Linked DNA regions of Mus musculus: regions 1, 2, 3 and 4 are each linked to region 5. The links are chromatin loops, found by intact Hi-C in ENCODE. Cell type or tissue: left cerebral cortex. All regions are shown on one strand.

The links. Hi-C counts contacts between places; a loop is a spot of excess contacts. Peaks named below come from ENCODE experiments on the same cell type or tissue, not always from the same donor. Only the 100,000 strongest peaks of a DNase experiment are listed, where the experiment ranks them.
Region 1: it touches region 5 in a loop (5-fold over the local background); 6 of 42 quality-filtered maps call a loop at or near these places.
Region 2: it touches region 5 in a loop (6-fold over the local background); 13 of 42 quality-filtered maps call a loop at or near these places.
Region 3: a loop joins it to region 5, with 7 times the contacts of the local background. A loop is called at or near these places in 4 of 42 quality-filtered maps.
Region 4: it touches region 5 in a loop (4-fold over the local background); 9 of 42 quality-filtered maps call a loop at or near these places.

The regions. Positions count from the first base shown.
Region 1 is chr14:73,698,288-73,703,287 of GRCm38, reverse strand. No RefSeq gene overlaps it. Among named protein-coding and RNA genes, the nearest start is that of Gm24540, 67 kb to the left of the region's middle. In left cerebral cortex, a CTCF peak has its summit at 2,836; a DNase peak (open chromatin) is centred at 2,829.
Region 2 is chr14:73,773,368-73,778,367 of GRCm38, reverse strand. No RefSeq gene overlaps it. Among named protein-coding and RNA genes, the nearest start is that of Gm24540, 7.9 kb to the right of the region's middle. In left cerebral cortex, a CTCF peak has its summit at 2,093 (motif pointing left); a DNase peak (open chromatin) is centred at 2,086.
Region 3 is chr14:73,566,981-73,571,980 of GRCm38, reverse strand. Sucla2 (succinate-Coenzyme A ligase, ADP-forming, beta subunit) reads right to left here. Exons shown (of 11, transcript NM_011506.4): 3 at 3,248-3,347; 4 at 2,957-3,119. Among named protein-coding and RNA genes, the nearest start is that of Sucla2, 17 kb to the right of the region's middle. In left cerebral cortex, a CTCF peak has its summit at 1,957 (motif pointing left); DNase peaks (open chromatin) are centred at 1,818 and 3,776.
Region 4 is chr14:74,706,684-74,711,683 of GRCm38, reverse strand. Htr2a (5-hydroxytryptamine (serotonin) receptor 2A) reads right to left here. Exons shown (of 3, transcript NM_172812.3): 3 at 4,825-5,000. Among named protein-coding and RNA genes, the nearest start is that of Esd, 23 kb to the left of the region's middle. In left cerebral cortex, a CTCF peak has its summit at 2,422 (motif pointing right); a DNase peak (open chromatin) is centred at 2,429.
Region 5 is chr14:74,640,651-74,645,650 of GRCm38, reverse strand. It overlaps Htr2a (5-hydroxytryptamine (serotonin) receptor 2A), which reads right to left and starts at 4,777. Exons shown (of 3, transcript NM_172812.3): 1 at 3,307-4,777; 2 at 463-663. The coding sequence starts at 3,718. Gm41210 (a long non-coding RNA gene) reads left to right here and starts at 4,805. Exons shown (of 3, transcript XR_874820.3): 1 at 4,805-5,000. In left cerebral cortex, CTCF peaks have their summits at 2,090 (motif pointing right) and 4,427; DNase peaks (open chromatin) are centred at 3,385, 3,694, 4,419, 4,608 and 1 more place; H3K4me3 peaks cover 4,021 bases; H3K27ac peaks cover 3,334 bases.

The DNA of each region.
Region 1 (5,000 bases), 940 kb after region 5:
TCTCCCATTACTCTAGCTTATGTCAAGTTGACATAAAACCAGCCAGGACAGCTAACTCTTTTTCAATTTGATATACAAACTCAACTTAACAAAGTTAAGCCACAACTTTTCCTTTCTTGTACAATTTCAGAATTACACATTAACAAAGACACCATAATATAAAACATCTTACAACCTTAAAAAGCCCCAGAGTCTTGCAAATTCAGACACTTTAAAAATATCCATTTTCTCTCAACATCCAAATTCTCTGTAGAACTCAAAAATCTATCTCTTTTTTTTTAAAGTTTAAAGTAAGTCTCTTAACTATGGAGTTCTGTAAAATTAAAACTAAATTAAGTAATTTCTTACATCAAGAGGGAAGAAGAACCAGGGCACAGCCACAATCTGAGCAAAGTAAAACCAAACTGCATCTAAATAAACAACACAATGTTCAATGTCTGGGATCGACTTACAACCTTCTGGGTTCCTCCAATGGACTTGAGTCTCTCCTCTGGCTCAGTGTCTGCAAGACACAAAGCTTGTCTTCTAGGCTCTGGCTGGCTCCACTCCACTGCTGCTGGTGTTCTTGGTTGTCAGTCTATGGTACGGGCATCTCCAAACTGCTAGGGTCTTCTGCTGCAACTGGGAGGCACTTTCACCAGTTGCCTCACATAGGCTCTCTTCGTGGTGCCAAGCCTCAATCTCCCTTCACTGACTCCTTCAAACCAGGGCCTGTAACTGCCACTGAGGCTTTGCCTTCACCAATGGCTTCTCCTGGCCTCTCACAGAGCCAAGCTTCAGCTGCAGGCCTTCATCTCCTGAACTGACTCTTACACAATACTAAGTTCAGCTACCCGCGAGAGGTACAACCTTGGCCACCTCTGGAACACAGCTTCATTGTGTTGACTCTCAGGAAACACTTCCTAAAAGATTCCAACTCAACGATGCTGGTCTCTTCTTAATCACAGCTAACTTCTCAGCTCCAGAGAGTATCCCACCATAGCAAAGGTTTCACTTTAGTAGTTCTGGTATCCTCTTAATCACAGCTGATTCTTCAGCCCTGCTGACCAGAACCACATACTCTTAATTCATATAACAAATGGCCATACTAGGCCTTAAAATTTCCTCTGAAACTTCACAATGCAGGCTTCCATCTTCTGAACTGGCCTCAACATTCTTATTTTCCAAGTTCCTACAAAATAACTCACTGAGCATTGAATACTCAGCCCTCCCCCATCAATCACTAGTTAACAAAATGCTCTTCAGGCTGACCCACAGCCTGAACTTAAGGTGGCATTTTCTCAACTGAGGCTTCCTCCCTCCTCTCAGATGACTCTAGCTTGAGTCAAGTTGGCATAAAACTACCCAGAACAAAAGTCAATATTAGTAATTGAAATGAGAGTTAAGGAGAATAATGTTCTCTTCTCCAAGAGATGTCTATATTTTTCCTCTTATTGAAAATATTTTTTCTCACATCATATGATCCCCCTCCCACTTCTCCCATTTCCTCACCACCTCCCCTCCCATCTGAATCCTCACTTTTTCTGCCTCTCATTAGGAAACAAACAGGCTTCTAGGGGATAATGATATAATAGAATATGATAATACCATGTGATAAAACAAAAATCACAGAAAAACTGGGCAAAAGGAACAAGCAGAAGGAAAGAGTGCAAGAGAAGGCACAAGAAACAGAACCCTACTCCTTTGCACACTCAAGAATCCCATGAAAACACTATATTGGAAGCCATAATATAATGCACAGGTAGGGTTAAAAAGAGGGAAGGGTGTGTGTGTGTGTGTGTGTGTGTGTGTGTGTAATAAAAATTTTAAAATAAGATAAATTCAAAAAGGAATAAAAAAGAGAAAAGGAAAAGCCCTGACATGACATTATGAGCCAAGGGACCCCAAACATGCTTCTGAGGTCATCTCTATTTACCATCTACTTCTAGGCATGCAGCCTACCCTTAAGAGCAGTTTGTTAACCAATGACTCCCACCGAGGAAACCAACTTTTCATTTGCAAGTGGTTACCAGTTGGAGATAGCTTCTGGTTTACAGAAGGGGTCCTGTGTCCACTTCTGATCTCAGCTCTAGGACCCCATCCTGTGCATATCTGTGCAGGCCCTGTGCCTCCACAGTCTCTGTGAGTTCATATGCATATCCATCTTATTGATTTAAAGGGTCTTGTTTTCTTGGTGTCCTCCATCTCCTCTGGCTCTTACACACTTTCTACCTCCTCTTCTGGGGGGGGGGGGGCTCCCAGAGCCCTGAGGAGAGGGATTTGATAAGGCGGAGTGTTCCGAAATCTCTCAATGTCTACATAACATCTGACTGTGAGTCTCTGTATTTGTTCCCATCTGCTGCAAGAAGCAGCTTCTCTGATGATAGCTGAGCAAAGCACTAATATAAGTATAGCAGAATGTCAGTAGGAATCATTTATCACTACATTCTGTTTTTTAGACCAGCATTATTTGGCTTACTCTAGTTTACACAAACATGTGTACGTGTACACACACACACATACACACACACACACACACACACACACACACACACACACACACTGAAGACATAAAAGGAGGAGAAGGAATACTTGAAAAGAAAGAGGAGATTAGCAGAAATGAACAGGGGAAAAGAGAGGAAAGAATGATCAAAAATACATCATGTCCCAGCATGACAAAGCCACATGCAATTAATATCTGCTAACTTAAAAGCACAGAAAGATTGTTAACTCGGAAAGAGACATGTGACAATGAACTCTCCCATCTCCAACTTCTAAGACAGATTCACAAAGATTCATAAACAAATTGTCAACCAGAGAGAAGGAGAGTGTCAGTTTGTTAGCACAGCTCACATGCACCCTCTACTGTCTGGCATTCATAAGTACCAGGGGGATAGTTGTCCCCTAGCCAAAACTTAGAGCAAGAGAAACAGAGACACAGATACATTCTTCACCATATTCCCCAATGGCCAGCCCCAAGAAAACATTTATTTGACCTCTTGAAATGATGCATCTATTGAAATCAAGTGGTGACAGTACTTGGAACTTCAAACAGCTTTCTGTCATCCCCAGCCACACTTCCTGTGCCCTTCATGCGTTCACCAGGATGCTATACTTTGATAACATAAGATGATGTATGTAGTGTTTGGCCAGGTTCTGCTTTCTGGGAAAATTGAGATTAAAAACCTAGAGTTAAGTTCTTGATGTTGTTTTCCTTTTTATTGTTTTTTTTTTCTGTTGCTAATTTTTCTTTAAAACAGACCTTTTTCATACAATGTATTCTGATTATGGTTTTCCATCCCCCAGATCCCCACAGATCTCTATCCCTCCCCAAATCCACCCTAATTTTTTCCTGTCTCTCATTAGAAAAAAATAACAATAAAATAAAAACAAACAAATTGTAATAGCATAAAAACAAGCAAGCAAACAAACAAAAAAAAAGAGCCAAGAAAGAAAGGAAAGAAGGAAGGAAGGAAGGAAGGAAGGAAGGAAGGAAGGAAGGAAGGAAGGAAGGAAGGAAAATGTTGTGGTCATAAAAAGAGAAAGAGCTATAAGAATATGTTCTGGCAGGGTGTGTGGAAAAGGGGTGCTTCAGTGGGCCCATGCCAAGGCGTCCCTTCCCCCTGAGAGACAAGACACACACCAGTATAATATAGAATAGAGTTTATTTAGGGCATGGGGAGAGGAGTTAAGAGAGTAGTAGAGGCAGAGAAAGGCAAAGAGAAGGAGAGAGTGGAGACATAGAGGCCAGCCATGACCACGCAGAGAGAGGAGGGAAGAGAATGGGGAGAAAGGGGACAAGCAGGAAGCAAGAGTAAGGGAGACAAGAGAGTAAGAGGGGGGGCAAGCTGCCCCTTTTATAGTGGGCCAAGCCTACCTGTCTATTTCCAGGTAACTATGGGGAGGAGCATACCTGGCTGCTGCCAGGAACTATGTGGGTGGAGTTTAGACAGAATACCAACATCTCCCAGTCTTGGTTTAGTTAAAGAAGAAGAAGAAGAAAGAAGAAGAAGAAGAAGAAGAAGAAGAAGAAGAAGAAGAAGAAGAAGAAGAAGAAGAAGAAGAAGAAGAAGAAGAAGAAGAAGAAGAAGAAGAAGAAGAAGAAGAAGAAGAAGAAGGAAGAAGAGAAGAGAAGGAGACGAGAAGAGAAGAGAAGAGAAGAGAAGAGAAGAGAAGAGAAGAGAAGAGAAGAGAAGAGAAGAGAAGAGAAGAGAAGAGAAGAGAAGAGAAGAGAAGAGAAGAGAAGAGAAAAAAGGAAAAAAAGATTAGAAAGAGGTGATGGTGAAGCAGGAATTGGGTTGTCAGTGATATCTGACCACTTCATGCTGACACTGGGGTGACGTGTCTCTGGGGAACCTAGAGGAATGGATATGGGGGTTGTTTGTCCAGTCTTAGGAGAGTTGGCTCCTTGCTGTCCAGGGCCTGTGGAGCCATCTGAGGATAGGTCAGAAGAACAGGTCCAGTAAGAAGCATGTGTCTGAGAGAGGAGATTGGAGCATCTGGAGGTTGCTTCTCTGGAGCTGTCCTGGATGTAGTAAGTGCCTGGATTTGACAAGATATTGGAACACATTATTATAGGTAAAGAATAAGATTAAGTACATTTGGGAGAAAGAAAAAAATTTTTAGGATGTACAATTGAAACCCAGAGGAATCCCACCCTTTGAAATAGGTAGTAAGTGGGAACTTTGGGCAGATGTACTTATCTGGATGGAGGCTATTTGGTCCATGAGAGGAAACTGAGTGGGTTTCCTATAGCTTATAAGTTTATAAAAGAGATAACAACATGAGTTAACCACATGAATAGGCTTTAAGATGAGCCTTTTGTGGAACAGAAAGAACAAGATTAAAAAGTTGGATCATATAGTGAAATGTTTATTAGAGTTAGGCAAATTTATAGGAACTCAGATAATATTAGAACAGTGGCATAGCAAGAAGAGGAAATAAGAAGCATTTAATTAATGGAAACAGAGTTTAGGTAAGGAGAGAACAGATTATACCTGTAAAAGCTTTTTTTCTCTAGC
Region 2 (5,000 bases), 870 kb after region 5:
TTAAAAGCCTACAATCTTACAATCCAATTAAAAATATAATTGGAGAGATAACAGAATAAATGTGATATGAAAGAAATGGAAGGGAATAATGGGGGTTAGCAGATTAAAGAGGGGTGAGGATGGGGTGGGGTAGAGAGGGCATAGTGGGCCTATTTGTATGCAGTGGCAGTTTCAGCACCAGATTTGTATACCATGGGGGTTTCATCACTTTATAAGTAAAGACATGGCAGCTCTAAGATATGGATAAGAAGGAGGTTTTATTGTAGATGTGAGAGAGAATACCAGCATCTGGTAGAGTCCAGAAAGCAGTAGACTAAATATGGCCAGTACAGTGCCCATGGTGACGTGTTGGGGGTGGCAGGTGGGGAGTGAGAGGGGAGAGAGAAGACAAAAAAGAGAGAGCGCAAAAGTGAGGGGGCCAAAGGGAGCACATGGCTGAAATGGCGGGTTTATATAGGAATGAGAAGCTGAGGGAAGAGAAGTCCATGAGCTGGAGAACTTTAGGGTAGGGACAGGGAAGAGCCAGGATGCCAGCATGAACTCTGTAACAGGTATTTTCCATACTGAGAAAGCCTGAAGGGCAGCAGGCACTTTGGTAAAGCTAATGGACACCACAATTACCCATTTGCTCCAAGTGTCTTTTGGATGTTACAATATTAACCAAAACAAAGATTGTATGACAAAACTTTATAGAATCACACTAGTTAGTAAGCTAACTTCAGAATATAATTTGTCTTTGGGTTTCCGTTGCTGTGGAGAGACACCAGGACCAAAGCAACTCTTATAAAGGATATTTAATAGGGGCTGGGTTACAGTTTCAGAGGTTCAATCCATATTATCATGGCGGGAAGCACAGCAGCATCCAGGCAGACATGGTGCTGGAAGAGCCAAGAGTTCTACATCTTGATCTGAAGTTAATCAGGAAGAGACTCCTTCTCCTTGGTACTGGGTGCAGCTTGAACATGGGACCTCAAAGCCCACCCTCACAGTGACACACTTCCTCCAACAAGCCCATACCTATTCTAATAAGGACACACCTCCTAAAACTGTCACTCTCTGTGGGCCAAGCATTCAAACATAGGAGTCTCTGGGAGCCAACTGATTCAAGCCACTACAGCATCTATTTTTTAAGTTTGGGCTTTTTTTTTAACCTTTGTTGTTTGTTTGTTTGTTCGTTTGTTTGTTTGTCTGTTTTTGGAAGAGAAAGTGGGCAGCACATGAAGTTTGGGAGGTAGAGAACTGGGAATGGATGATCTGGGAGGAGTTGGGGCTGAGAAAAGAATATGATCAAAGTATACTATATATAAAATAATTTTTGAATTAAAAAAAGGACTTTGAGATTCTGTTAGAAATCACATGGGTAATATAGACACTTGGACTCTATGAATTCCATTCTGTGAACACTGAATCATTTTCTAGCTATATATTAAATTTCTTTCATTGATATTTCATAGCTTTCTATTTCATATTTTCAACTCATAGTTATTCCAAAATATTTTATTTCTGTAGTTGTTGTAGATGACATAGTTCCAGAATATTCATTCATGGGGCCTGAGTCTTGGGCCTCACACACACTAAGAGAGCCTTGTATTACTATTGACCCACATCAATAGCCACAAACCACTGGATTTTATGGGTTATTTGTATGCTATAACTTGGCTGTACCTATAAATTCTGAGTTGTCTAGTGGAGTTTTCGGGGTTTTCTATATATGTTACTATGACATTAGCAAAAAGCAACAAATTTATCTACCTGATTTCCTATTTGTGCACCTTCTATTTCTTTTTTCCTTGCATGGCTTATCAGAAACTAAGTCTTGATTGCACATGAGTGCAGCCCCAAGTGGAACATTAGGCTTTTAGGAAGGTGCTGTGGTCCTTGAAAGACAGCAGAAGAATCAGCATTAGCTGTGAGACAAAAGAAGACCTAACCCCCAGAAAATCAATGCATCACAGTGCAAGAATAGGAAAATAGAAAGATGAAACAGAAGAGAGGTACAAGGAGTTGATTTTCTAAGAGTCTAAGGTGGCTTGCACAGCCCTGAATCAGAAGTAAACTGGTGGCATCAATCAACATGGCCAGTTGATCACAGTGACCCCATGTGGCTACAGGAGGTAATGACAATATCAGTGCATCTTGTGTTCCTATGTCAGGGGTTGCCTAAAGACAGATAGATGCTGAACTTCATATGAGAGTTTGCTTGGATTATTTTGGACTTCTTGTTGTTGTTGTTGTTGTTGTTGTTGTTGTTGTTGTTGTTGTTGTTGATGATGATGATGATGATGACGATGATGATGAAGTGAAAAAGAGAAATAGAATTATAATTTCCTTCGGCATAAATAACAATTTAAACTGGGCTGTGTTTTCTGATTACTGTTGTTCCTATTGCTGTTGTTCCTGTTGCTGTTGCTGCTGCTGCTGCTGCTGGCTGCTGCTGCTGCTGCTGGTGTTTGTAATCCTTTTCATGGAAATTTTCATGCCTGTAAACATTACTGAGGAGGAAAATAGTGGCAAATTCTGGAAGTAGAAGATCGCAGTTGTCCTTGCTTATATGGAAGCTGGGGATTGTATGTCCTGTCTAATCCAGAACATTTACCCTGGATCTCACCAGCCTGTAAACTCCTCCACGGAATCCAAGAGCCCTGCACAACACAGGTTTGAAACTGCTTTTGTGATCATGGAAGTCTGTTGTGGAAGTCTGTTGGAGGCTCTTATTCCAAGGTGGTATCACCAGATTCTGTGCAGAGCAGGGGTATCCTTCATAGTATGGATGGGTAGTGTCAAAGCTGGGGACAGAGAAACGGGCTGAAAAATGTTTCTCCAAAGAATGGTGTAACCTTTTGATAAGGGTACCATAGTGGCAGATGTCAGTCAGAAGTTACCCAAAACAGACAGGTCTGAATTTAGTTCTAAATATATCTATTTGTAAATCATTGTTTAAAAATTATATGTATTACAGGGATAATTCAGTTTTAATCTTTTGTAAATGTGTTTATCATTGCAACATTCTAAACACTTTTCTCTTGAAGAAGTTCTTTTATACCTAATTTTATCCCTTAAGCCCAGTTTGTAAAGCTTATTTTAATTGAAATTCTAGCAAAGAGCAGAGAATTTAAACCTATGATGAAAAAATCTAGTAAAAGAAATTCTTTACAGAAAAGTACCCAGCATTTCTGCTGGATTTCAAACAAAGCAACTCCTCTAAGCATTCTCCAAGTAAAAGCCTGGTGGAATACATTATTTTTAACAAAAAAAAAAACAGGGTTTAAGCATTTTAATGAATTTTATATCTTCAAGGTATTTTTTTAAACAAGATTTGGGATAAAAATGAAACAGGAACATTTGCAATATAACCTGTGTTTCTTTCAACTAGTCTAGAATAAAATAAAACATTTTTAACCAAAGAGGAAAGGGTTCTACATTTAAGTAATGTATTTGCTATAGCAGCCACAGGTGAATCTCTAGTGGGGGTCTGAAGGTAAGATGAAGTTGCCAGTAAGATACTGAAACACCAACCCTGTAACCAACAGAATGTGGGCTTGACACTGGTTCCACCTCAGCATCCCCTGATAACCAGAAATGAGATGCAGGCTGACTCCCTGCCACAGAGCACCAGTTCTGGTGAGGTAGCTCCCTTGGCTTCAGGTTGAGCTCCATGTCAGGGACTGAGGTCTGAGCAATCAGCAGCCGGCAAGGGAAAGCCAGGGTTCTACTGGAAGTGATGGTCAGCAACATGGTCACCAGAAAGCATCAGCAGTAAATGTAGGAGCCTTCGGAAGCAGCGTGAAAGCACACAACAGAGATCTGCAAGCACCCCTGAGCCTAACAGTCTCTCACTAACTCAAAGATCAGATCTCTGAATGGACACCCATAGTGTTTAAAAGGCAGAAAATATTTAAAATATTTGAATAAGGAAAGAGGCTGGGAGCTAAATACGGCAACTTTTTGGTTTTGCTATGGAGAAACTCCCACAGTTGGCAAGCTTGTGCTCTGTTGAATCCAACAATGGTTGGGCTAACATAAAGAAATTCCATCACAGCCAGGAGCTACCTTAATACACCTGTGGGTAAGACAGGGAACTTTCCATACTTCCCTATTTTGAGAGCCTACCCCCTCAGGCTGAGTCTAAGAAAGTATCATATAATACACAGCTGTGGCAGAGTGTCCACTTTCAAGTTCCTTGCCCCTCCATCTCAGCCCATTACCCAAACCTGAGAATTAAATGAACCAGCTTGGGCCAACTATTCAAACGAGTTTTTCCTCCCTTTCTTGAGTTCAAGTTTAGCAAGGAGTTATCCAAGAGAAGCATTCTGCTTGTTCAACTGCAAGATAGTCTAGATTCTCCTTATCTCACTAGGCAGAAGTAAGCAATCATTCCTCCATGTGCTATTTGAGGGAAACACAGAATGTAAAGATGAGGTTGCCAGATAAACAGTAAGATGGAGGAGGCTTTATGACTGTGAAAAAATTATTATTCCATGTTTCTGTGAAACCCAGACTCAACTGCATGTTCTATGTTTTGTTTGCTGAACCAGTGACCTTGAGAGACCAGCAGAACAGAATGCTGGTGGCAGAGGGGACAGTGATAATGGGCTGAACAACAGCTGAATTTGACCCCACATGTAGTGCTACTCAAGACCCTCCTGACACTGAAGAGTTCCAGCACTAAGAGCCTATAGAATGGACTCTCCAGGGAGGACTCTGTGAACTGTAAGGAGGAAAATGAGAAACTCCAGAGGGCGACAAAAAAATTTACCCACACATAGTTCTCTCCCAAGAGCTGTCATTTAAATATCCTTGCCCAATATAAAGGCACAAGAATGGGAAATTGATTTAGGAGGCCTTCTCTTGCAGCAAAAATGAAGGAGAGAGAGAGAGAGAGAAAGAGACAGAGAAACAGAGACAGAGAAAGAGACAGAGAGACAGAAAGACAGACAGAGATAGAGACAGAGACAGAGAAATGAGACAAGGTAGTAAAAGACAATTCACTCCCAGAGTTG
Region 3 (5,000 bases), 1.1 Mb after region 5:
TACACAGGCATCTAAATAGCCAAACTCTGAGAAAGAATGGCGGCCATCACCTAGCTAAGAGAAAAGTGAAGTGTTCAATAAATATAGTTTCAATTTTGCAAAATAAAAAGTTCTACAATCAATCTGTGTGAGTTGGCACATGCTTATAATACCAGTATTTTACCGCTAAGGCAGGAGGATCACCCTAAATTCTAAAAAACCCATTTTACATAACAAGTTCAAGGCAAGTCTAGACCTTGACTCACAAAAGGCAGTGCCAGAAATCAGTGTCCAATAACCTTTAGATATATATGCATGCATAGATGGCAAACTTTAGATATATGTGCATGCATCCATAGATGGTAAACTTTGAGTCATTTGATTTTAACATAATTTAAAATTTTTAAAAGTAAGAAACCCTCTAGATTCCAGAAACCTGGAGAGAGACCCCTTCTGGTTGTCAGCGTTCTGCATATTGTCAGACAGCTTGATGGGAGAAGAGGAGACACAAAGACAATGAAAACACAACACAGAAAAATCACTAATGTGGTACTACTGGAAACAAAGCTTCATGTCTAAGAAGCTCTCAGCCTTGCTCTGTATGTCTCTATCTGACTGCTTGTGACCTTTGCCCCATGGCTGATAATAAGCGTAATTACTAGGTACAGCATTCAGTATAGTCTGTACATTGTTCTGGGGAATTATCAAACTAGAGAGGATGAAGGAAGCCCACAGATCTGTGCCCAAGTCAGGTGTGGTGGCGCCTGCCTTTTGTCCCAGCACTCAGGAAGCAGGGGCTGGTGAATCTCAACTAGAGACCAGCCTGACGTACAGAGTGAATTCCAGGACAGTCAGGGCTACACGGAAAAACCGTCTCAAAAAACTAAATGAATGAATGAGTATATATTTACACTAATAATGTTATTTTTACTTTCATAAACCTAAGTTCTTTGTCCCTCAAGAATCCTTGTCTTAAAATAAGTTTGAATTTAAAGTATAAAATAAAGATCTATTGGGCTGGAGAGATGGCTCAGCTAAAGTTAAGAGCACTGACTGCCCTTCCAGAGGTCCTGAGTTCAATTCCCAGCAACCACATGGTGGCTCACAACTATCTGTAATGGGATCTGATGCCCTCTTCTGGTGTGTCTGAAGACATCGACAGTGTACTCACATACAGAAAATAAATAAATCTTAAAAAAAAAAAAAAAAGTCTTTAACAAAGGCCATCTGATGAATTCTGTTTTCTCAGGGCAAAGTCAATACCAAACGGCAGTAGGCAAATGTCACATCTCACGAAGTGCTAGTGAAGGTAAGGTGATGTCTGTCAGTCTGACACATGAGTTCACAGACATGCCTGCTCAAGGATTCTCACGTGTTCCTACCAAAGCCCAGAGCAACGCCATGGCTAGGTGTGGCTGTGCCTGCATATAACCTTAGCACTGAGGGAGCAGGCAGGAAGGCAGGACACTCGAGTTTGAGGTCACTTGGGCTGTGCCAGGCTTCCAGGGCTCCTTTTGTTACTATTACACTGATGCAAACCACATTTTTAAAAAAAGAAAGAAGTCTGGACACAACAAGGAGCCCTGTAACCCGTTGCAAGTGGAGACAGGTGGGTCCTGGGAGCTTGCTGGTCTCCATATAGCCCATGGGCACATGTATCCCATGTACACCTGTGCGTGTGTGCACACACCCACACATGAACACACACACTCATCAACTTAACAAAATAAAAAGAACTAGTCTCTCTTGCTTTGTCCAGACATTTACATAACTAACAGGGTGATAGGTACTGATGTATACCAAGTGAGAAAAGAATGTGTACAAAAACCAAGTCAATACATGAAACACAACTTCTGCCAATCTTTGTGCTTAGACTATTGTGGGATAATTGCTGAAATCATTTACAAAGCTCAATTATACCATACAGAAAAAAGGAATACTTTTAAAAATCATACCAAGTGGGGCTTTGCTACCACCTAGTGTTATATCTCAAGAAATACTCCTTAATAAGAATTAAAAATCTTAAGATACAGCCGGGCATGGTGGCGCACGCCTTTAATCCCAGCACTCAGGAGGCAGAGGCAGGTGGATTTCTGAGTTTGAGGCCAGCCTGGTCTACAAAGTGAGTTCCAGGACAGCCAGGGCTATACAGAGAAACCCTGTCTCGAAAAACCAAAAAAAAAAAATCATAAGATACTTTTATTACTGAAGATTTTAACTGTGGGAGGGCAAGTATCACAATATAGAAGAATACTGTTTTTTAAAGCTGTTATATAGAAAACTATCTTATGATCTTTAAATTTTGTTACTCTAAAGCACACAATAATAATTTTCTATACCAATTCAAACATGAATAGTTTGCTTCAAACAAGAAGCTAGTAACATCCCAAGCAGCCCTCTATACACTGTATCTTCAGTACACCGGGTATGTACTGAAGCGGATGCTATGTTCAATGCTAAAATGTTGGTTCCATAATGGGAACAAAGCAGGACTAAAGCTCCTTGAAATCCCTCGTTCCCTTATGGCTGCATCATTTACACTCATCATCACCTTCCACCACACCAATAAACAAGTCAAACATGAAACATAAACAAAACAGTAAAGTAAAATAAACCTAGAAGCAGAAAAAGAACAGGATGCTATTTTTTGGTTTATTCTTTCTTCTTTGGTAAGACTACTTTACAATGCAAAGAACTAATTTTCTCTGTCCATTAACCCAAATACAATTTCCAGAGATTTAAGGTACGTCTAAAGAATTAATCATTTGAAAACCCCATGAAACGTATTACAGTGGAATTCCCCTATCGCTTTTTAGAAACTATATTACATGTCAAATTCTACCATATTATTTTTCAAACCTGACAAATTCTCTGTGAGTAATGGATAATACGTCTTATTCCTCATGTATATAATGCTCAACCTCTGAAACTGACAGTCAGATGTAAATCCTGATGTGTCCTGTCTACAAGTACTCACTTGAAATGACCTCTCCATTGTTATTGCAAAGTAGTATTCTCTCCTGGGATATTTGCGCTCACAGACCAAAACTTGATTGCATATTCTGCCCTTTTCTCCAGTTTGCTTGGTAATCAATTTTTGCCCAATCATCTGTGAGGAAACAGCTTTTGCTTCTTCTGGACTACAATAAGAAAAAAAATTCAAATTCTTCTCTTCTCCAATTGAAAAAAATCTACACCACAGGTAACGCTCAGTGTTTTCAACAATCTGATAATTTAAATAATTTTTCTTTAAGAAACTATTACTTACGAGAAAACAATCTTCACTCCTCCTTTGAGGCCACTTGTAAATGTTCCTTTTCCTCTGCCGCCAGCCAAAACCTGTGCCTTTATCACAACATCCTTTGATCCTAGAAGAAAAACACTTTTATTACACAGAAAGCAGGGAGTCACATCCAGGACAGTATTTTATTTAATAAGTGTTATTAAGTGAAGTCCCATTACCACAATGTCTAAGACTAAGTCATTCCACATACATAGATTTTTCTAGATTTGAAAACTAAAACATTATTCACCATATGAAAGGTCTATCCCTTTAAAAGATTAAGCACTTATTTTAGATCATTTCTGAAATAGTATACTGAAAATTTTTGGCAATTCTTAAACTAGTGCTTTGGGAGAGATTAAAAATACAATAAATATTAAGGTTAAAATGTTTTCTTAAAGCTTCCCAGAAAGTTTTAAGGAGAGATGGCTCGATGGTTAAGATCTCTAATTGTTCCTCCAGTGGAACCAGGCTCGGTTCCCAGCACCCACATGGTGACTCACAACCACCTATAACTCCAATACTGAGTGACTCAATGCCTTCTCCTGACCTACACTGGTACTAGGCACACATGAGACATATGGAGACAAAAACACCCATACATACATACATACATGCATACACACACACATGCCTGCATGAACACACACACACCCCAGTCTCTCTATTCAAATGTAAACTTATGTCATGTGACTGCTGAGTCACAAATACTACTTCAAGCAAGACTTGGGACTTGAATGAGCCTATGACTTGACTGATAGGACTGATAATGCCTCCAATAACAACAAATGCTGTTATCGCACACTGTTGAGCAGTGAGTGACCTTATGAAGAGTACTTACCAAGAGTCAGGAAGATAGGCAAATAAAAGATTTCCCAAATGCTGTGTTTAAAAGTCATTCATCTTTGGGCTTGTTTATATAATGGATTACGTTGATGGATTTCCAAGATTTTGCTGAAAGGACCCTGATATAGCTGTCTCTTCTGAGACTATGCTGGGGCCTAGCAAACACAGAAGTGGATGCTCACAATCAGCTATTGGATGGATCACAGGGCCCCCAATGGAGGAGCTAGAGAAAGTATCCAAGGAGCTAAAGGGATCTGCAACCCTATAGGTGGAACAACATTATGAACTAACCAGTACCCCAAGAGCTCTTGACTCTAGCTGCATATGTATCAAAAGATGGCCTAGTCGGCCATCACTGGAAAGAGAGGCCCATTGGACATGCAAACTTTATATACCCGAGTACAGGGGAACACCAGGGCCAAAAAGTGGGAGTGGGTGGGTAGGGGAGTGGGGGGGAGGGTATGGGGGACTTTTGGGATAGCATTGGAAATGTAAATGAGGAAAATACCTAATAAAAAATATTTTTCCAAAAGCAATCTACAGATTCAATGCAATCCCCATCAAAATTCCAACTCAGTTCTTCAACAAATTAGAAAGAGCAATCTGTAAATTCATCTGGAATTTCAAAAAACCTAGCATAGCAAAAACTCTTCTCAAGGATAAAAGAACCTCTGGTGGAATCACCATCCCTGACCTAAAGCTCTACTACAGAGCAATTGTGATAAAAACTGCATGGTACTGGTATAGTGACAGACAAGTAGACCAATGGAATAGAATTGAAGACCCAGAAATGAACCCACACACCTATGGTCACTTGATCTTTGACAAGGGAGCTAAAACCATCCAGTGGAAGAAAGACAGCATTTTCAACAAATGGTGCTGGCACAACTGG
Region 4 (5,000 bases), 66 kb before region 5:
GATGTTTTTGTGTTAACAGGGTAGCCAGCTAGTCTCTGATTAGACTTGAGGTCCACTCCACAGGAGGGGATTCATGCCTGGCACAGTTATCCCAGTAAAAAACAATGCCAGCAGGTCTTAGGCCCTAGGTGGAAACTTCCTATTGTATAGCTGCCTTCTAATATTTACTTCTATAGTAAATTATACCCATAGACAAATACTAATCTTAGCCTTAATCAGAGAAACCTTTCTTTCCAGTGAGCAGAATTGAATGCAGAGAGAATTGAATGCAGAGAACCAAGCTGCTCTCCCTGCTGACACTAAGTGATAGCTGAGTGCTGAGCCTTAAACACAACATTTTTTTTTATTTTAATCACCCCTGGTAAGACTTGGGGGAACACTGAGTAAAAGGAGAAGAAATAAAATGTAAGAGCCAGGAGATGAAGCAAAAGTCTTTGAAATGCTACTTCCTGGGCATGACAGCCATTGCAATCAGGATCCCACAGCATCTGAGGCTGCCTCCGTTGGACTTGCACATCTCTAGATCTGACACTAGTCCATTGTAGGTTAGGAAGGAGCCCCCAGAGCCCATCCCCCTGCTGAAATATCGGCTACCTGTAGCTTCTGGACAAGAGTCAGTCCTTGTCTTCAGAGCTGTGCCCATGGATGAATCCACCAAGCTCCAGTTAACAGCTTAAAACCCACGCTCACATAAATGGTCCTGGTTAGAACCAGTGAGCCATAAAACAGAAGGAAAGACATACATGAATATGGGAAAGGGCTTGAAGGCAAGAGGAGTTTAGCAGGGCGGGCGGGAGGGGGGGAGGGTATAAGGGACTTTTGGGATAGCATTTGCAATATAAATGAAGAAAATACCTAATAAAAAATTGGAAAAAGTAAAAAGAAGAAGGAGAAGGTGGAGGATGAGAAGAAGAAGAAGAAGAAGAAGAAGAAGAAGAAGAAGAAGAAGGAGAAGAAGAAGAAGAAGAAGAAGAAGAAGAAGAAGAAGAAGAAGAAGAAGAAGAAGAAGAAGAAGAAGAAGAAGAAGAAGAAGAAGAAAAAGAAGAAGAAGAAGAAGAAGAAGAAGAAGACGACGACGACTGGGGCTACAGCCCAGTGGCAGGATGCTTACCTAGCACTGTAAGATCCTAGATCCAATTCTTAGTATCTTAATAATAAAAACAAAAACCAAAACTAAAGCAAGCAAACCCAGTTTTTACACTTCCAGTGTGTTGCAGGCTGTCAGGGACGGCTATGATCTGCGGTAGCCATCTCTGTCAATTAGGCAGGGCGTGACCCAAACCTGTGCATCCTAGAGACATTCCAATGAGGTACAGGGTGTTTAGGACGACTTAAGCTTATAGCCAGTGTATAACAAGAAGCAAATGTGGAAACAGGAGAGTTTGGGTTCTGAAATGTCCTTCTTCTCCCACTTGGATGAAGCACTTAGGGGTTGGAATCAGATGGCCCCGGCTTGAAGTGCTATATTTCTTATTAGTGGTGTGGCTTTTGACACATCACTAACTGAATCTCAGTTTTCTCATTTTCAAAATAGACTATTCCTACCTTTAGGCTAGATGTGAAGGAGTCCATGTATGTAAAATAAACAAAACAGCTGAACACATGGACTCTACAGTAGGTAGGTGCTCAACACATAACAACCTGGAAAAAAAAAACTACTCTCCCTCTTTGTAATTATTTCTACACTTTTTTTTCATTAAATTTTTTTTTTGGAAACAAGGTGTCATATAAAGCCTTGTAATCTGTAGGCATCCTTCCCCCCACCTTCTGATGCTGGGGTTACAGGCATAAAGCCCTGCTTTGTTCCTACACTTAAAGGTGCAATGATGAGTCATGTGACTTTCTGGCCTGTTTAATGATGTTACATATCCCTGTTTAACTATGGTTCCTGTGCTGGTGTTTGTGTGTGTGTGTGTGTGTGTGTGTGTGTGTGTGTGTTTGTGCATGTATGGTAATGCATATGCACACCTATATGTGTGTGTCTCTATATTTCTGGGTTGTATCAGTAGGACACAGAGAACCTATGTGACTGGAAGCTGACTCATGACCGTTAAGCTGATGCAGGGGATTCTAGCATTGTGAGATAGTTGAAGCCAGAAGCACAGGTTGTTGCTTTCCAACTATCCCCAACTTGAAGACCTGGGAGGTCTGGGACAATTCCTTCTAGCAAACACAACTCTGGAGTCAACTTTTTTTTTTTTTAAGTGGACTTTATTTGCAATTAATCATTCATTCTTGAAATATTTTAGAATAGATTAAAACCAGTACATAAAATAAATCTTCACTGTATTTGTTACATTATGGCACAGAATAACTTAACACTTTTATAAATATGTTTCATCAGTGCACAAAATGGGAGAAGAACCCTTTTGCTAAAAGCAGCCCGGTAGCAGTTTGGACTACAGTAGCATTTTTCAAAACTGACCATGAGATGGCGCTGTGGTCCAATAGATTATGTAAGCTTTAACTGAGTTTTTCTTAAATATGGCGTTGAATCCCTTAAGTCTAGTAGACTCTATCAATCAACTTAAAGAAGAGTGAAGTTTGTTACTCTTTTAATAATATTGACTAGAAGTGAATCCTTTCATCATGGATCCATAAATCATTCAATGGTTATTTTTTTCTCCCCTCCTGGGGAGAGGAGTATATCTAAGAAGCCATAGATGTCTAGAAGTACCAGACTAAAGAGAGGCCTAAAGTTATCATTCAACTTCAGATTAATAAACTGAATATAGACATTTGTTTTCAACACCCTGATAGAATGGTGTTAAAATCTTTCCTTATATTAAAGCATCTTCCAGTTTATTTAAAGTGTACCTCTGTTACACAGTAACCTCCTTTGGCCGTCATGGAAGGTCATGGGAATATTAGAACATTAATTCACATTTAGATCAACATGATTCAAACATGCACATGTGTATGTTTTCACCACTTGCTCTTCTTCATATAAATATATAAATGTTGAATAAAGTGCATGGAACATGTCTGTACATATATATACAGGTACACGTTTTCTTATATACCCTTTAAGAGATAGTTACAGAGAGGGAAAAGCCACATACACACTGGTAATATATGTGTAGTCAAAAGACACCTTTCAGCGGGGTTTCTGTTCATTCTGATGAAGAGTAAGTTCATGGAATTAGAATCTGCACCCGTTCCTTCATACGTATTGGCATGTGCAGAGTTTCAAACTAAGGCAAAACACATTAGAACAGGCTTCTTAACACTTCTATTTTTTATTAGTCAGTATAGTCTAATCACTAAGGACTAACTTCTTTCAAGTATAACCTTGGGACTGGTGACATGTTATAAATTTTAGACCTGAAGCCATGACCTTCATTCAAAGTGTCTGTAAAGACATACTTAGGAAAACCTTAATTTCCAACTTACACGATGAAGTTTTCTACATGCTTTAGTTCCTAAACCTGTAACATTTCCCAAAGGCTTGCAACAAAACACCTTTGTAGCCAATAAGGATGTTTCAGCCTTTTACTCTGTCTCAACAGTAATGTGCAATTCACCGGTGTGTCACAGTGTCATGGTGGATTCACTATAACTGGCCTTAGTCTGTAGTAGCCATTTCTACTGAACGTTATGGTAGCTGATACTTGCCTTTTGACTGGAAGCTAGTGTCTGTCAGAGCAAAATGAATGTAGTTTTAGAGGGAAGCAACAAAAATATTGCTTTTAACCTTGTATTTATAAATTGGACCCAATTTGTGGTGTTTATTTTTATGCATTACATGCAATCTTTGATTCAATTGATATTTTCCCATTTCCTTGTTTCCTTGGCAAATATCTATAACCAATGAGAATTATTAAAAAAAATTCTCAAGAGTTGATACAAACTCTTTTCTGAATCAGGTAAGGAAAAAATTGAACTGGTTGATTCTGAAAATGAATCTATATACTTTTTTTTGATAACAACCAATTAAGTTGTCATTTTTAATGCAAAAATCTTATATATCTTTTTTTAAATATCCTTATTAACTAAGAAACTGCTCCACTCATAAGATACAGTCAACAGATCACTGTGGAACCAAGCTAACCCATTTTTATAAATAATATAAATACATTAATCTAAAAGTATCATTAAAAAACCCTATATTTATTTAGTTTGGAGACAGAGTCTCTCATGCAGTCCACATTGGCCTCATACTAGATAAATAGCTGAGGGTGACTGAATTCCTGATCCTCTCGCCTGCACTTCCTAAGTGCTAGGATTACAGCCATGCACCGTGGTGCCTGTTATGTTATGTTATGTTATGTTATGTAGTGTTGGGCATCCACACTAGGATTTCCTGCATGTTAGGCAAGCACTCTTTTATCAACTGGGCTACGTTGCCAGCTCTTTGAAAACACCAGTTTTACCTGATAACTGTCAATATGAAAGTCACTTGAGTTTTACAGAAATAACCTAAGAAGCTACTGCTAACAGCGAGAAACCTGAGTTTAATGTTCAGCTGTGACAGTCAACTCTTTGTACTGGTCACTGCTCAAAGGGCGCATGCGCAACACAGTCATTTCCCTAGTGAGTTACCAAATACCTCCGGGATGCTGTTTCTTTGAAGCGAGTTCTAGAACTGTACTTGGAAAAGTAGAATTACCCTTTGATAGTTTACAGAGAAGAAAAATATACGAAATAAGACCACATTGCAAATTCAGGTAAAGCCCAAGAAGTAGAAGAGAAAGCAGCGAGTTATTGAATAACATTTAAGACCCTTCCACGTCTGAGAATTAATGACAAATGCAGCAAATGCCAGCGGTCTTGTGAACATTTCAAAATGGCATCTATGAAAAAAGCAAGAATGAAAAATATCGTCAAGTATTTCAATGAATTGTATTAGCAATACAAATGTCATAATACTGTCTATTTTTCTTTTCAAAATATATGTTGTGGTGAATTTGAAACACTCATTTTTGTTTTTAAAGAGGCTATTCATTATTTTCAGTATTTATAGCTATTTTTATATACAACAATATGTCACCAACTTACTC
Region 5 (5,000 bases):
AGAGGTACCAGGCAGCTGCAATGCCCAACCCTTTAAGCCATTTCCCTCTGTCCTCAGCTTCTGCCCCCTTTCTGGATCCTCCTTCAAGGCCAATGCTGTCTGGGTCAAGTGCCCATATTCCTTAGCAATCACAGTCCAGTAACGATAGGTTTCGGGGAGACCCAAGGCTTAGAGTGTTGAGCTCGGATGTGAGAAAGAACACAGGCATTCCTGCCTTAGGATCCGCTGCTGTGCTTTTTCTTACGTGTGCAAAACAATATGGACAGATGCCGTCAGCCATTGGCATCTGCAGCTTCTCCTTTCCTAGAACGACTCCAATAACCATGAAGTGGAGACATACCTTGCAACACATGAAACCACAGACTCAGAGAGTCAGGTTTCACCACAGCCATGTGGAACGTGTCTCCCGGGAAGGGACAGACTCTAGTTTCAGATGCCACCCTGCCAGGTGGTCCAGCTTACCTACGGATATGGTCCACACCGCAATGATTTTCAGGAAGGCTTTGGTTCTGGAGTTGAAGCGGCTATGGTGAATGGGGTTCTGGATAGCCACGTAGCGGTCCAGGGAGATGGCGCAGAGGTGCATGATGGACGCCGTGGAGAAGAGCACATCCAGGTAAATCCAGACGGCACAGAGCTTGCTGGGCAAAGGCCACCGGTACCCTGTGGGGCAGAAGTTTAGCATCAGTGAATAGCTAGCTTCGTGCTTTCTGCAGCGTGTAATCTATACCCCAGGACTTACAACTTGGGGACAGGTAGAGGTGACAGGCAAGGGAACTACAAGAGACTTTCAATATTTAAACCAACAGCCAGTGTGCACTGTGATGGCACGGGCAGGGGAGTGCAGGGTTGAAGGTTTCTGACCTGTGGAATTGCATTAATGAAGGAGGAATTTGCTTTTTCCTCTGGAATGGAGTCTCTCTCACCCTCTACCTGGTCAAAGCCACTTTTATTTAGCAATGTGTCCAAAGTTATGTTCTGAGCCCTTCAATTGATGTTGCCGGTCACATACAGCCTTTATTTATCCACATAATTTTCTTTGGGGTTAGGGTCCCTATAGCTAGTCTAATCTTAGTCACTCTTAGACATGTCCAGTCTCACATAGACAGGCAATTAGTGGCTGTGTGACGAATCGTCTTCAAATCTCTTGAATGTCTTTTTTTATGGTGCACAGTCCCTTAATGTGTCTTATTAAATTTGGGGCATGTGAGAAACATTGAGGATGGTGAAGAATATCAAGGGTATCTGGACTTGGAGCTTTGTCTCAGGGCAGTGCTCAAACTACAGGTGACAGCTGGTTTTCGCAGGTGGCTCCTTAAAATGGAGACCCACCTCTGGCGATTCTGCTTCCGTAAGTCTGGAACAGGCTGGGAAATGTGCATTTTCCAAAAAAAAAAAAAAACAAAACAAAAAAAAAAAACTTAAGAAATCATACTGCTGAGGCTGGTATTGGCACTCAGGGAACAACCCCTGCTTAGGGCAAAGGTGACACTCGCCCCCCTCCGATGTCTCACAATCAAACAGTATAGCTTTGGGCCCATTTAAATCATTCTCTCTGGAGGGTGGCTAGAGATGAAGCCCCAATGTCAAAGGATTTTAAAACTCCCCAGAGTCCAAGGCAGGAAGCTTGGCAGGTTCTCTGCTGCCTGAGATGCCTTGGTGACATAAATGAAGTGCCCTGCTCCTTTCTGAGTGTTTTGGAGAGGACCAGACACTTGGATAGACTGTTGGTTTGTTCTGCTAATGTAAGGAGCAACAATATTACATCTGCCTGCGAATAGGAAGGAAGATTAGAGATCAGTACTTTCTTTAGGATAGTTTAGAGCTCAGGCTAAGCAGACCCTCCTTTTGCACAAGTCTTATTTCTACCTTGCTGCCTCCAGGGGTATTCAGAAAAGGAAAGGATGCTGGACCTAAATCTAATCCCAAATCTTCTAGCTTTAGTCTCAGGAAAGAAACTTCTCCCCTTAAAGTTTCTTACCAAAGGGTAAGAAGAGAATATTTGTGCAAGACAGGTTTGTGAATTGTGTGCTAGGGCCAGCCTGGCTAAGTGTCAACTAGACTCTAGGCTGCATCCCCAGAAGTCGTCACTAGGGGGCAGCCTTGTACCCCGAGCTGAGTCCAGGGACCTGCTGCACTTCCTACGTGGCCAGGATTACCCCTGCTGCCCAGCAGGTCCCTCTGCCTTCCTGCTGTGGTTTGGGTTCTTGCAGAGTCACCCTGCTCACCCCATAGTAGGGTTTGCCTCTGAGGGCTGGCCAGGGTTTTAGGAAGTGAGAGCATCTCTCCCGTGGCTGAGAAATGATAAGCAAATTTAATGGAATTATTTGGGTGTGTCATTTGAATGGTCAAGCCGGGGCAAATGGATGCTTGCTACTCCTGGCTTGCTTCCTTCTTCCTTGAAGCTTTTCGGGGCTGGATGGACATGTTCATATTGTAGCCTCTAGGACTTGGCCAGAAAATTCCCCTGTAAAGGTGAATTTTAGGGAAAACTGCCTGTAGTTCGGGTGACTGCCAAGGGCATGTGCCAGTAGTGCGAATATTCTTTCATTTGCTCATTGTTAGGAGGGATCCGGCTGTATTAGTCACACTTTGAAAGAGTCTCACATTCTGCCCCTCCATGAAAGCCATCCCAGTGTTTGCTGACTTCCTGGGAAGTTTGACACTGTCAAACCGTAGCAAGGAAAGCAAGACTGAGAGCTTTCAGTTTGTTTTCCACCCTCCAAAACCAGACAGGAGTTTATGTGTGTGCATTTTTTAAAGAATAACTCAAAGGTTTTCTTAGATATTGTCTTCTCTGGGCTTGGGGGGGGGGAGGGGGCAATTAAAACCAGAGTAATTCATTTATTCTAATGGAGACTCTGAATATTTTAACATTAAACCCACTCCTCCAGCACTAATGCTCTCTCTGCAAATGTTCCAAGGTAATTGGGAAGGTTTTACCACTCCATTAGAAGTGCTGAGAACCCGGTGAGAAACAGAAAACTGTTCTGTCCCGAGGCTGGCAAATAAAAGCAGGAAAAAAATCGCATGGGCACAGAATGACAGCTAAATTATGCTCACAGAGTATTGGAATACAGGTAATAATTTCTCTACAAAGATGTATCCATTCTAAGACACACAACTCACCAATGACCAGGTACTAGGCTGTCTGACTTTTTTTTTTCTCTCAAGAAAAATAAAATTTTAAGACTAAAACAAAGTTTCCTGTCTATTTCTCTCCTGGAGCCCCAGTCCCTCCACTAACAGCATGCACAAGCTCTTTGGGACTATGGTGAGGACAGCTGACATGCTAACACCACTCACCATACAGGATGGTTAACATGGACACGGGCATGACAAGGAAACCCAGCAGCATATCAGCTATGGCAAGTGACATCAGGAAATAGTTGGTGGCATTCTGCAGCTTTTTCTCTAGGGACACTGCCATGATGACCAGTATGTTTCCCGCAATGGTGAGAATAATCACGACAGTTGTCAATAAAGCAGACCAGTTTTTTTCCTGGAGATGAAGAATGGAGAGGCATGTCGGTGGGAGGTACCCTTCGCAGGAGAGGTTGGTTCTGTTTTCAGCATCAATTGTCCAGTTCGAGGCTTCGGAAGTGTTAGCATCCCTGGAGTTGAAGTCATTAGGGTAGAGCCTCGAGTCGTCACCTAATTGCATTAAGGAGTTTGGAATTGAGCTCAGGGAGATATTGTCTTCACAGAGAATTTCCATGTCTAAGCCGGAAGTTGTAGCAGATGAAGTGTGGAGAGACTAGCGAGTCATAGCCGGGGCTCACCATTCATCTTTACGTCCTGGAGCTAGGGCATGCTGAAGCGGAGACCTGTGTGGCTCCTCTGGCTGCTTTCTCCTCTTCCATAGTAAGAGTTACAGAAGTGTGATGGCTCTTGATTATGCCTCGCTTCACAGTGCTAGGGAGAGTCCACGGCGGAGCTGTAAGTTCTCACGGAAGCAAAGGCAAAAAAAGCAGTGTGGAGCATTTGGAGACACAAACGTGTTCCTGGTTAAGGAAGAAAAGTTTTGTATCCGGTGAGAATCTTTCAGCCAATTCTCGGGTTGGATATGCTGCTTTCAAGAGTTCAGCCATCACAAAGTTAAAACAGCATGAGATCCAAAACGAGGAGGGAGGGCTGTGTGCCCTCTATATTAATTAAGGAAGTCAATTAAAAATCCACGCAATGTTAATGCCATCATAAGGGTTAACCCTTTTTAGTCTCAGGCAGAATCGCCGCAGCGATGGTCAGGAATTTCAGCTTGTATCTCTGGCTCAGTTAACGAAAGGAAAACGCATCCCGAAGCGCAGCAGAGAACTTTCCACATCAGAAATTCTCGCGGCAATGACGGCATTCTAGCCAAGCGTGACTTTAAGCAGAAAGAAAATCCCACAGCAGTAAAGGACAGCAGCCGAGGAACTTACATTCATTGTCGCCAGGGTCCGCTATCCTGTGACTTGCCTGTCGCATGGTGACTAGGCCAGTGTGGAATCCCCTCTCTTTGAGCTTCTAGCAGCATAAGATGATAGTAATTTGATTTCTGTTTCTGCTGACTTCAAAAACCGCATGCCGGTTCCAGCACGGTTGAAGTCTGTGCTGGCTGCTTCTGCTACTGCTGAGCTTGGTTGGGTCTTCCCTCCCAGAGCCTGGCTGCTTGCTGAGGCGAGCGCACAGAGAGGAATCAGTCACTAGGGAGCCCCTCTCAAAGTCACACAAAAGAGCCGCAGGGAAAGTAGGAAACGCTGTCTGTATCAAGAGGCTCCCGGAGCTCCAAAAGAATAAGCCCCTCCTGGTTGCCTCCTTCCTCAGACCTCCCTCTGTCACTGTGTCATAACCTGCAAGGTGGCAACAGCCAGGAAGGGCGGACCAAACAACCCCCTCCCCCGCGCGCCCCCATTCTTTCTGCTACAGGTTAATTAGGAACCTTTCCTTAAAAAAAGAGAGAACAAGGAGACAGCTTAGGGGACAGCAGGCAGGAGGGGTACATGGCAGTCATATTTTTA